2 separate regions of the Homo sapiens genome follow, and region 1 is linked to region 2. The links are chromatin contacts, found by Hi-C or POLR2A ChIA-PET in ENCODE. All regions are on one chromosome and are shown on one strand. The core of a region is the stretch at or near the end of the contact, and the rest is flanking DNA. Distances in the headings are between cores, read along the strand shown. Region 1 has its middle 18 kb from the start of TMEM92-AS1. Region 2 holds the start of PDK2 (pyruvate dehydrogenase kinase 2).

Region 1 (4,075 bases), core at 531-3,030, 210 kb after region 2:
GCGAAATCCTGTCTCTATCAAAAATGTAAAAATTAGCCGGGTGTGGTGGTGCACTACTATAATCCCAGCTACACAGGAGGCCTAGGCAGGAAAATCACTTGAACTTGGGCGGCAAAGTTTCCAGTGAGCCGAGATCAAGCCACTGCACTCCAGCCTGGATGACAGAGTGACACCCTGTCTCAAAACAACAACAAGGAAAAAACCCTGTAACCTACAGCCATTTAGGTGTAGGGTAGAGCATTTAACCTCATGGGGTGGATAAATCAATCAAAGTGCTGTTCAGGCCTCCCCAGTCCTTAGTCCAGCAAGGTGACGTTGGCAGAGGGTCTCTCACTGCCCGGGGGAGACAAGTGAGAATAAACGACAACACAATGACTCCCAACTGTGGGCATTTAAGCGGGAGCCAGGCCTTGTGCTGAACAAGCAGTTCCCTTGTGTATAACCTTAGATGGTGGGTGTGGCTCTTTATTTTCTTTTTTTACAACTTTTTTTAAAATCTTTTTTTTAATCTTTTTTTTTTTTTTTTTTTTTTTTTCTGAAATAGTCTCGCTCTGTAGCCCTGGCTGGACTGCAGTGGCGCTATCTCGGCTCACTGCAACCTCCGCCTCCTGGGTTCAGCAATTCTCCTGCCTCAGCCTCCTGAGTAGTTTGAACTACAGGTGCCCGCCACCATGTCCAGCTAATTTTTGTATTTTTATTAGAGATGGGGTTTCATCATATTGGTCAGGCTGGTCTCAAACTCCTGACCTTGTGATCTGCCCACCTCAGCCTCCCAAAGTGCTGGGATTACAGGCATGAGCCACCGCACCCAGCCTCCAAAAAATTATGTTTTTTGAATCATAAGGCGTGACTCTTATTCCCACTTTACAGATAAGAATGGGATGCTTAGAGAGGTTTGCCCCGAGTTGCTTAGCTATAACTGCAAAAGTCCAGGATTCAGACCCAGATTGCCTGCCTCTGTGGCCATGCGAGGAACTGTAATGCCCTGTGGTCTCCCAGATCGTGGTGAAGGAAGGAACATGTCTGAGGACCAGAAGTGGACACACACGAGGCAAGATTGGGAACTCAATGTCAGATATCTCTCGGGGAAGAACATGACTTCTGAGACTTTGACTCAGAAAAGGATGGGCTTCATGGGGATGCTGGGATGCCACTCTGCAGGCATTTCTTATAAATATCTCCTCTGTCCTGTTGCAGGGCTGGAAGAGAACGATTTCAGTAGCATTAGGGCTGTGTAGGCTGCAAATGAATAGCAGGAGCTGGCTAGCCACATACGGACAAAAGTGGGGAAACACTGGCATAGTGGCTGTTAAGAAATATGGGAAGAAGGCTGATGTTACATGCTGTCACACACAATGTCACATGCTGTTATATGTGATGTTACATGCAGTTACATGCAACATTACGTACAATGTTCCATGCTGATGTTACATAATGTTACATCATCTTACATGCACTGTTACATGCTGATGTTACATAGTATTATGTGCATGGTTACATGGTGATGTTACATATTACATGCTGTTACATGAGAGGAAGTCTGTTGGGCTGTCTGCTGTGTGACAGCTGGCAGAGGGAGGCTGTCCCCAAGGAGTATACAGGGCAAGGTGCCCAACTAGGCTGAGAGAGGCATGGGCATCCAGTCCTCACAAAGAACAGAGAGGGGCCACCTCCCCTTGCGGCAGGCCCCGGGCTGCCTGCCTGGAGGAGGGGAACCCCAAAACGTGGGCTGGAGACAAGTGAGTGGGAAAGGAATGTGGTGAAGCACTCAGCTAGCGATCTGGGAACAGTGGCGAGCGCCACAGACTCATTCACTGAACTGTGAGACTCCAGGAAGCCTTTGTGTGTCTCTGTGCCTGTGTGTTTATAAACTTCTTCCCTTCCAAGTTGGAATCAAGACTTATTTGGCAAAGAATGTTGTCCTTGGGGAGGGAGACTGCCCAGAGGTGGAAAACATGTAGATGAATTCGTTTCTTAGAGTTCTAGATATGGCTTATCTGTCCAAGGCTCTGGCATTTTTCTAAGATAAATAATTGGATTGTTCAAACTGTGAAAATGAACATAGTGAAAACTTTGGAAAACTCTTAGTGTATGAATCTGGGGGGTCTGTACTGATTTGAAGTGTGACAAAATTGGGGCTTCCATCATTTTTTCTGTGTGTTGAGCGGTTTTTTTGTTTGTTTGTTTGTTTTGTTTTTGAGATGGAGTCTTGCTCCTGTCTCCCAAGCTGGAGTGCAGTGGCCTGATCTTGGCTCACTGTAACCTCTGCCTCTTGGGTTCAAGCAATTCTCCTGCCTCAGCCTCCTGAGTAGCTGGGATTATAGGTGCCTGCCACCACAGCTGGCTAATTTTAGTACTTTTAGTAGAGAAAGGGTTTCACCATGTTGGCCTGTCTGGTAGAGACAGGGTTTCACCATGTTGGCCAAGCTGGTCTCAAACTCCTGACCTCAAGTGATCCACCCTCCTTGGCCTCCCAAAGTGCTGGGATTACAGGCGTGAGCCACTGCGCCTGGACTGAATGGTTTTTTTTGAAGAAAATACAGTTGTACCCCGCACTATAATTTTTTATTGGATGAGACTAGAAATATGACCTTATATTGTTAGCTTTGTTTTAATTAATTGGTAGACTCTTTTGAGAGTAGTTTTAGGCTTATGGAAACATTGAGTGGGAAGTACAGACAGTCCCTCATATTTCTCTATCCCCTATGCCCACAGTTTCTCCTATATTAATATCTTGCATTAGGGTGGTGTATTTGTTACAACTGAGCCAATGTTGATGCATTATTATTAATCAAAGTCTATCATTTACTTGAGGGTTCACTCTTCACATTGTACATTCTATAGCTTTCGACAAACATAATGATATGTATCCACCATTATGGTATCATATAGAATAGTTTCACTGCCCTAAACATTCCCTGTGCCACACCTGTTATTAATAGCTTTTTCAAAGGAAGATTTAGATTTCAGTGTTTTTCCCTTCCACTTTCTTTTAGAAAGTAGAAATTCTGTTGCATCCTTCCCAGTCACATTTCTACCTTGCTCGGCACTGCTCTCCCACACACACATTCTAAGAAGCTGGTCAAAATAATTCCTCACTGTCAACCTCCAAAGGGATGGCCAGGAGATGCTCAGCACCTCAATTTGACATGACAGGCCCTTTAGGAGTTGAGATGTTTACATGACTGTCCCCTGACATTGTAATGGGAGGTCGCTTCCCATGGTCCCAGCTCAGGAGTCCCGGGTGGTTTTCATTCCACTCATCCACATACGGGTATTGCTCTCAGTCAGAAGCAACAGAAACCCAACTCAGGCCGGGTGCGGTGGCTCACACCTGTAATCCCAGCACTTCGGGAGGCTGAGGCAGGCAGATCACGAGGTCAGGAGTTTGAGACCAGCCTGGCCAACATGGTGAAACCCTGTCTCTACTAAAGACACAAAAAATTAGCTGGGTGTGGTGGTGCATGCCTGTAATCCCAGCTACTTGGGAGGCTGAGGCAGGAGAACTGCTTGAACCCGGGAGGCAGAGGTTGCAGTGAGCCAAGACTGAGTCACTGCACTCCAACCTGGGCAACAGAGTGAGACTCCATCAAAAAAAAAAAAAAGAAACCCAACTCAGACTAACTTAGTCAGCAGGAGAAATTTAAATACCATAACAAAGACACCACTCAGAACTGGCCCTGCACAAGGTAAAGTCTCCATGGTGTCTAGTGGGGCTGGGTTAGCATCAATCTCCAAAGGACCCCTTGATCTTTTTTTTTTTTTTTTTAATAAAGCCTGGGTCTCACTCTCGCTTTGTTGCCTGGGCTGGTCTCGAACTCCTGGGCTCAAGCCATCATGCTGCTTCAGCTCCCCAAAGTGCTGGGATTGGGTCTTTGTATCTTGATGAGATGATAGAGATGACAATGACTTTTATCTTTTTTGTTTGTTTTGAGACAGGTTCTTGCTCTGTCACCCAGGATGGAGTGCAGTGGTGCCATCACGGCTCACTGCAGCTTTGACTTCCTGGGCTCAGGCCATCCTCCCACCTCAGCCTCTGGAGTAGCTGGGACCACAGGCACATGCCACCATGCCC
Region 2 (4,364 bases), core at 1,380-3,879:
TTCCTACTTCAGCCTCCCAAGTAGCTGGGACTATAGGTACATGCCACCACACTCAGCTAATTTTATATTTTTTGTAGGGACAAGATCTTGCTATGCTGCCCAGGCTGGTCTCGAACTCCTGGGCTCAAGCAATCCTCCTACCTCAGCCTCCCAAAGTGAGGGCCAGGTTTTTTTGTACATAATATTCTATATATTATTCTGTGCACTTGAAAACTGCACTCACCAGCATCATCAATCACGTCCTAATTGCTAGCCCAGTGGATGTTTGGTGGTTCTCTGGAATATCTCTGTGGTGTGCTCCTCTGCTTGCCCTGTCTTCTTTTTCACCCTGTCCTCCCTACTAGGTGCTGAGTACTGCCTGATGCTAGAGATAGGGCAGTGAATAAGACAGATACAACCCCTGCCCTGCCCTCACGGAGCTTAAAGTCTAGCGGGAAAACAGATCAGTTGGCAAACAATTTTCACTCAATTGATAAGAGCTACCATCAGCTCCTTTTAACCCCTCCTTCCTGGATTTGTCCAGGTAGCTTTCAGCCAATCCCTTTCCTCGACGAGGTACCTGTTTCACATGTCCTGATCTTTCCTTGTCCTCTCTTAAGGGGTCTTGTGGATTCCCAGTCTGGATGACAGTGACCCAGACTGCGAATATTTGCTAAGACCAGGAGATCTAAGGAGCCCTTGAAGGGAGCCTATAACCCAGCTTGGCAGGATCAAGGAAGGCTTCCAGGAGGAAGGGATGACTAAGCAGCTGAGACCTGAAGAATGGGCAGGTGAAGGTGGGAAGAAAGAATGATCCAGACAGAAGAGATGCATTTGCAGTGGCTTAGAGATTAGAGGCTGGTTCAAGGCAGCAGACAGGTATGGCTGGGAGCTGCATGGGGGAATGTAGAGAGAGGAGTCTGGAGAATTAAGCAAAAGTCAATCGACTTGTGACAACTGGAAAGGCTCCAGTAAGAAGAAGAGAGCCATTGATGGCCTAGCACAGTGCCTCATACCTGTAATCCCTGCACTTTGGGAGGTTGAGGCGGGCAGATCACTTGAGGTCAGGAATTCAAGACCAGCCTGGCCAACATGGTGAAACCCTGTCTCTACTAAAATTACAAAAATTAGCCAGGCATGGTAGTACATGCCTGTTATCCCAGCTACTTGGAAAGCTGAGACAGGAGAATCGCTTGAACCTGGGAGGAGAAGTTTGCAGTGAGCCAAGGTTGTGCCACTGCACTCCAGCTTGGACGACAGAGGGAGACTCAATCTCAAAAAAAAAAAAAAAAAAAAAAAAAATAGCCCATTGAAAGGCTGTGAGCAAGGAAGTAATAAGGTCAGATTTGCAGTTGAGAATGATCCCTGAGTCTCGGTTTTCTTATCTATGAAATGAGGCTAAGAATAATAAAATAGAGAATTAAATGAGATAATGCCTGTAAACAGTGCCTGGCATATAGCTTATTATTCATCCAGCTAAGAGGCCCTTCCATATGTGAAGCTTTGCTCTGTGAGGTCTGTATTACAATCACATTCAGTTATAGCTAATTATTTACTTATGTAGCTATCTCTGAAACTTAGAAATGAAATCATCGAGGAAAAAGGCCATTTCTTGATCCTGTCTGTGTTCCCTGTTCCCAGCATAAAGCCTAACACGTATTAGGCTAATGTCACCGAGCAAAGAAAGCATCAAAGTGGCGGGTCGGGCCCTAAACCCACGATGGGAGATACCACATTCGGCCACAAGAGGGCGCGTCACATTTTCTCCAAGAGAAGCTGGGCCGCTGATGAAGGACGGGCTCCGGGCCTCCCAGAGACACTTCACCTCCTGGGATCTTGCTCTAAGGAAGCCCGGTGCGAAGGAGGTGGCTTTCTCAGGTGGTCGCGCTAGATGTCCAAGGCTTTATGTTCGGTCAGATGAGCTGTATAATAAAATGAAAGTGTTAACTGGCATGGACGATAGCTGCTGCCTCCACCGCCACTAGTAGTGATGGTTTTTACTCTGGATGTTTTTCAGTTGGAAAAGCAAACTCCGCCTTTTCCTGAGCCGCTTGGATCTTTGTGGAAGCGGGTGGGCTGCATATATACAGGACGGATTCGTATAGGCTTGCACCCTGGTTCCGAATTTTGCAAATATTCGCAGTCTGGGTCACTGTCATCCGGACTGGGAATCCCCAAGACCCGTTAAGGGAGGATAGGTAACGATCATGACAGGTGAAACAGGTACCTTTGAGTTGGAGAAAAGGGATTGGTTGAAAGCTACCTAGACAACTCTGGAAAGGAAGGGTTAAAAGGAGCCTGCAGGTGAAGGAGATGCGAGGGGGTAGCAAGGGAAAGGCAGGCGTGGAAGAGGAAGCGAAAGGGCTGGCGGGGCTCTGGGAAGGAAGGGGTTAACCCGGGCTTCGCCCCGCGGAGGAAAGGGAGGAGTGAACACAGGGGAGGTGGGAACTCGGCGCGGCCTCCCCAAAACAACAGGCCGCCCCGGCAAAGCGTGGGTTAAGGGGGCGGGCCCGGGGGAAGCCACGTGCCGGGGCGGAAGGCTATTGGTTCGCCCGGAGTTGTTTGTGAGTGGCCATTGGCGACGTCGAGGCGCCATGACGAGCCGATTGGCTGGGCGTTGGAATGCCCGCCAGGGCAAGGGTAGGGAGGAGGCGGCCGAACCGCGTCGCTGGGCCGAAAGGTGCGCGAGCGCTGCCCGCGCGGGGACCACAACCAAAGTCGCGGCCGCCGCAGCCATGCGCTGGGTGTGGGCGCTGCTGAAGAATGCGTCCCTGGCAGGGGCGCCCAAGTACATAGAGCACTTCAGCAAGTTCTCCCCGTCCCCGCTGTCCATGAAGCAGTTTCTGGACTTCGGTACGGAGTGGGCGGGAGGCGGCTGGCAGCGGAGGCCGGCGGGGCGCTGGGAGGGGCAGCCGGGGGCTAGGGGGACGGAGGAGAAGAAAGGCCCCGAGTGACAGAGAAGGGTTGTTTGGAAAGGTACAGGCAGGAAAGAGTTAATGGGGAAGCAGGAACCGGCCGGGGCCTCTCGACGGGGCTGCTGATGGGAATGGGGGGCATTTACAAGGACGGTCCCGAGGTTTCTTCGTGGGCCTCATGAAGGGTCTTGAAGAGTAAGGGGCAGTGAAGCTGTGATGTTACTGCAGGAAGGGAGTAGGGTGGTATCCAGACGCGAAAGGGTTAATGGGAGTTGTCCTCATGACTGGAGGAGTAGGGGCCCCTCCTCCCACCAGAGGAAACCGGGGGTCTGCTGGTGGGAGTGAGGAGGCAGGGTTTAGAGGTGCAGCCATCTGTAGAGAGACCTGGACTGGGCATGAAGGGTCAGACACCCCTGGGCAGAGGGTGAGATTAAGCCAGGGGCAGTTGGGGAAGGGGGCTCTTTCAGAAGATGCCATTGGGAGACAGTGCCCTGACTGGTAGACATCCACCCACAGAAGGAGCTGGACCCTAGCTGCCCCAGTGGGCAAGGACACTTGAAGATCAAATCTGTTCCGGCCTGGCAGCCTCTCCCCAGCTGGGCAGGGGCCCCAGGCACCGTGATGTGGAGTCAAGCCGCCTATACCTCCCTTGGCTGCCCCAGGGCTGCTAGGTCAGGATCGCCCACTACCAGCAACCTGGGGGTGGCCCTGGGGCAGGAGGGAGGCTGTGCCAACGTGGCAGCTGAAATGGGCATTGTGTGGGCCCTGTCTGTCTATGTGGTATTTCCATGGTGCCAGCTGGGGACTGGGGGTGGGGGGCAGTCTCTCAAGAGTTGAGTTGATAGTGCCTAGCTTGGGTTGCAGCTGCGTCAATGATGGGACGGGAACAGAGAGGTGGCAGCCGAGACATAAGGCACCTGTTCCTCAGGACTTGTCTGCCTGCACCCCTGCCCTGCCTGAGTCTTGAGCCTCCCCCATGTAGGAAAGCCTCCTGGGCCCACCCCTAGCCCCCAGCAGCTGTCCCCACAAACTGCACCCTAATTACAGAAACATCACAGCTGTGAGGGGCTCACAGTAGAGTTTGGTCAACTTGTAGTACTATGGGGGAAACTGAGACCTTCAAAAGGATGATGGCATGGCCTGGGTGACAGAGTTGGAAGCAGAGCCTGATGGACTGGAACCCAGGGCCCCTGACCCTGGGCCAAGGCCATATTCGGTCCCCCACCCTTTCCATCTTGACACCAGACAAGGACCGAGGCATTTGGACTCCTGTTCTCAGGCCCGTTTGCCCCATGGATGGGCATTAAGACACAGCAGCCCCACATGGGCATTCAGGCCAGGCTGGGTGAGGTGGGCTGGCCAGAGACAACACTGGGAGCCTGCAGTGGTGGTCTAGCCATAGCCCCCCTCAGCCAGAGCCCAGTCCTAGGTAGGGATGGGTTTCCCAGGCTCCTTTGTCCCCTGGAATCA

What was found. A loop is a pair of places that touch in the nucleus more often than their neighbours do. ChIA-PET counts read pairs that join two places held with the same protein, here RNA polymerase II (POLR2A). Pooled maps may share reads with other maps.
Region 1: a loop to region 2 is called in a map of mucosa of descending colon, with 3 times the contacts of the local background. The contact joins the enhancer-like site here to the promoter of PDK2 in region 2. A Hi-C loop is called at or near these places in 69 of 168 maps with a recorded cell type or tissue (A673, CD4-positive, alpha-beta T cell, CD8-positive, alpha-beta T cell and 40 more), 35 of 37 single-sample maps with no recorded cell type and 47 of 50 pooled maps. POLR2A ChIA-PET finds 5 or more read pairs at or near these places in 5 of 52 experiments (AG04449, B cell, BJ and 2 more).

Annotation. Positions count from the first base shown.
Region 1 is chr17:50,303,456-50,307,530 of GRCh38, forward strand. No RefSeq gene overlaps it. Among named protein-coding and RNA genes, the nearest start is that of TMEM92-AS1, 18 kb to the left of the region's middle. RefSeq lists an enhancer at 1-563. Within about 2 kb of position 1,781, at least 3 of the 41 ENCODE cell types and tissues checked have a DNase peak (open chromatin) inside an H3K27ac peak, as active enhancers do; they include IMR-90 and tibial artery, where a contact is called at or near this core.
Region 2 is chr17:50,092,722-50,097,085 of GRCh38, forward strand. PDK2 (pyruvate dehydrogenase kinase 2) reads left to right here and starts at 2,630. Exons shown (of 11, transcript NM_002611.5): 1 at 2,630-2,832. The coding sequence starts at 2,715. LOC124904024 (a long non-coding RNA gene) reads left to right here and starts at 141. Exons shown (of 2, transcript XR_007065837.1): 1 at 141-858; 2 at 1,621-1,932. RefSeq lists enhancers at 1,789-1,998, 3,030-3,545, 3,546-4,061 and a silencer at 2,379-2,498.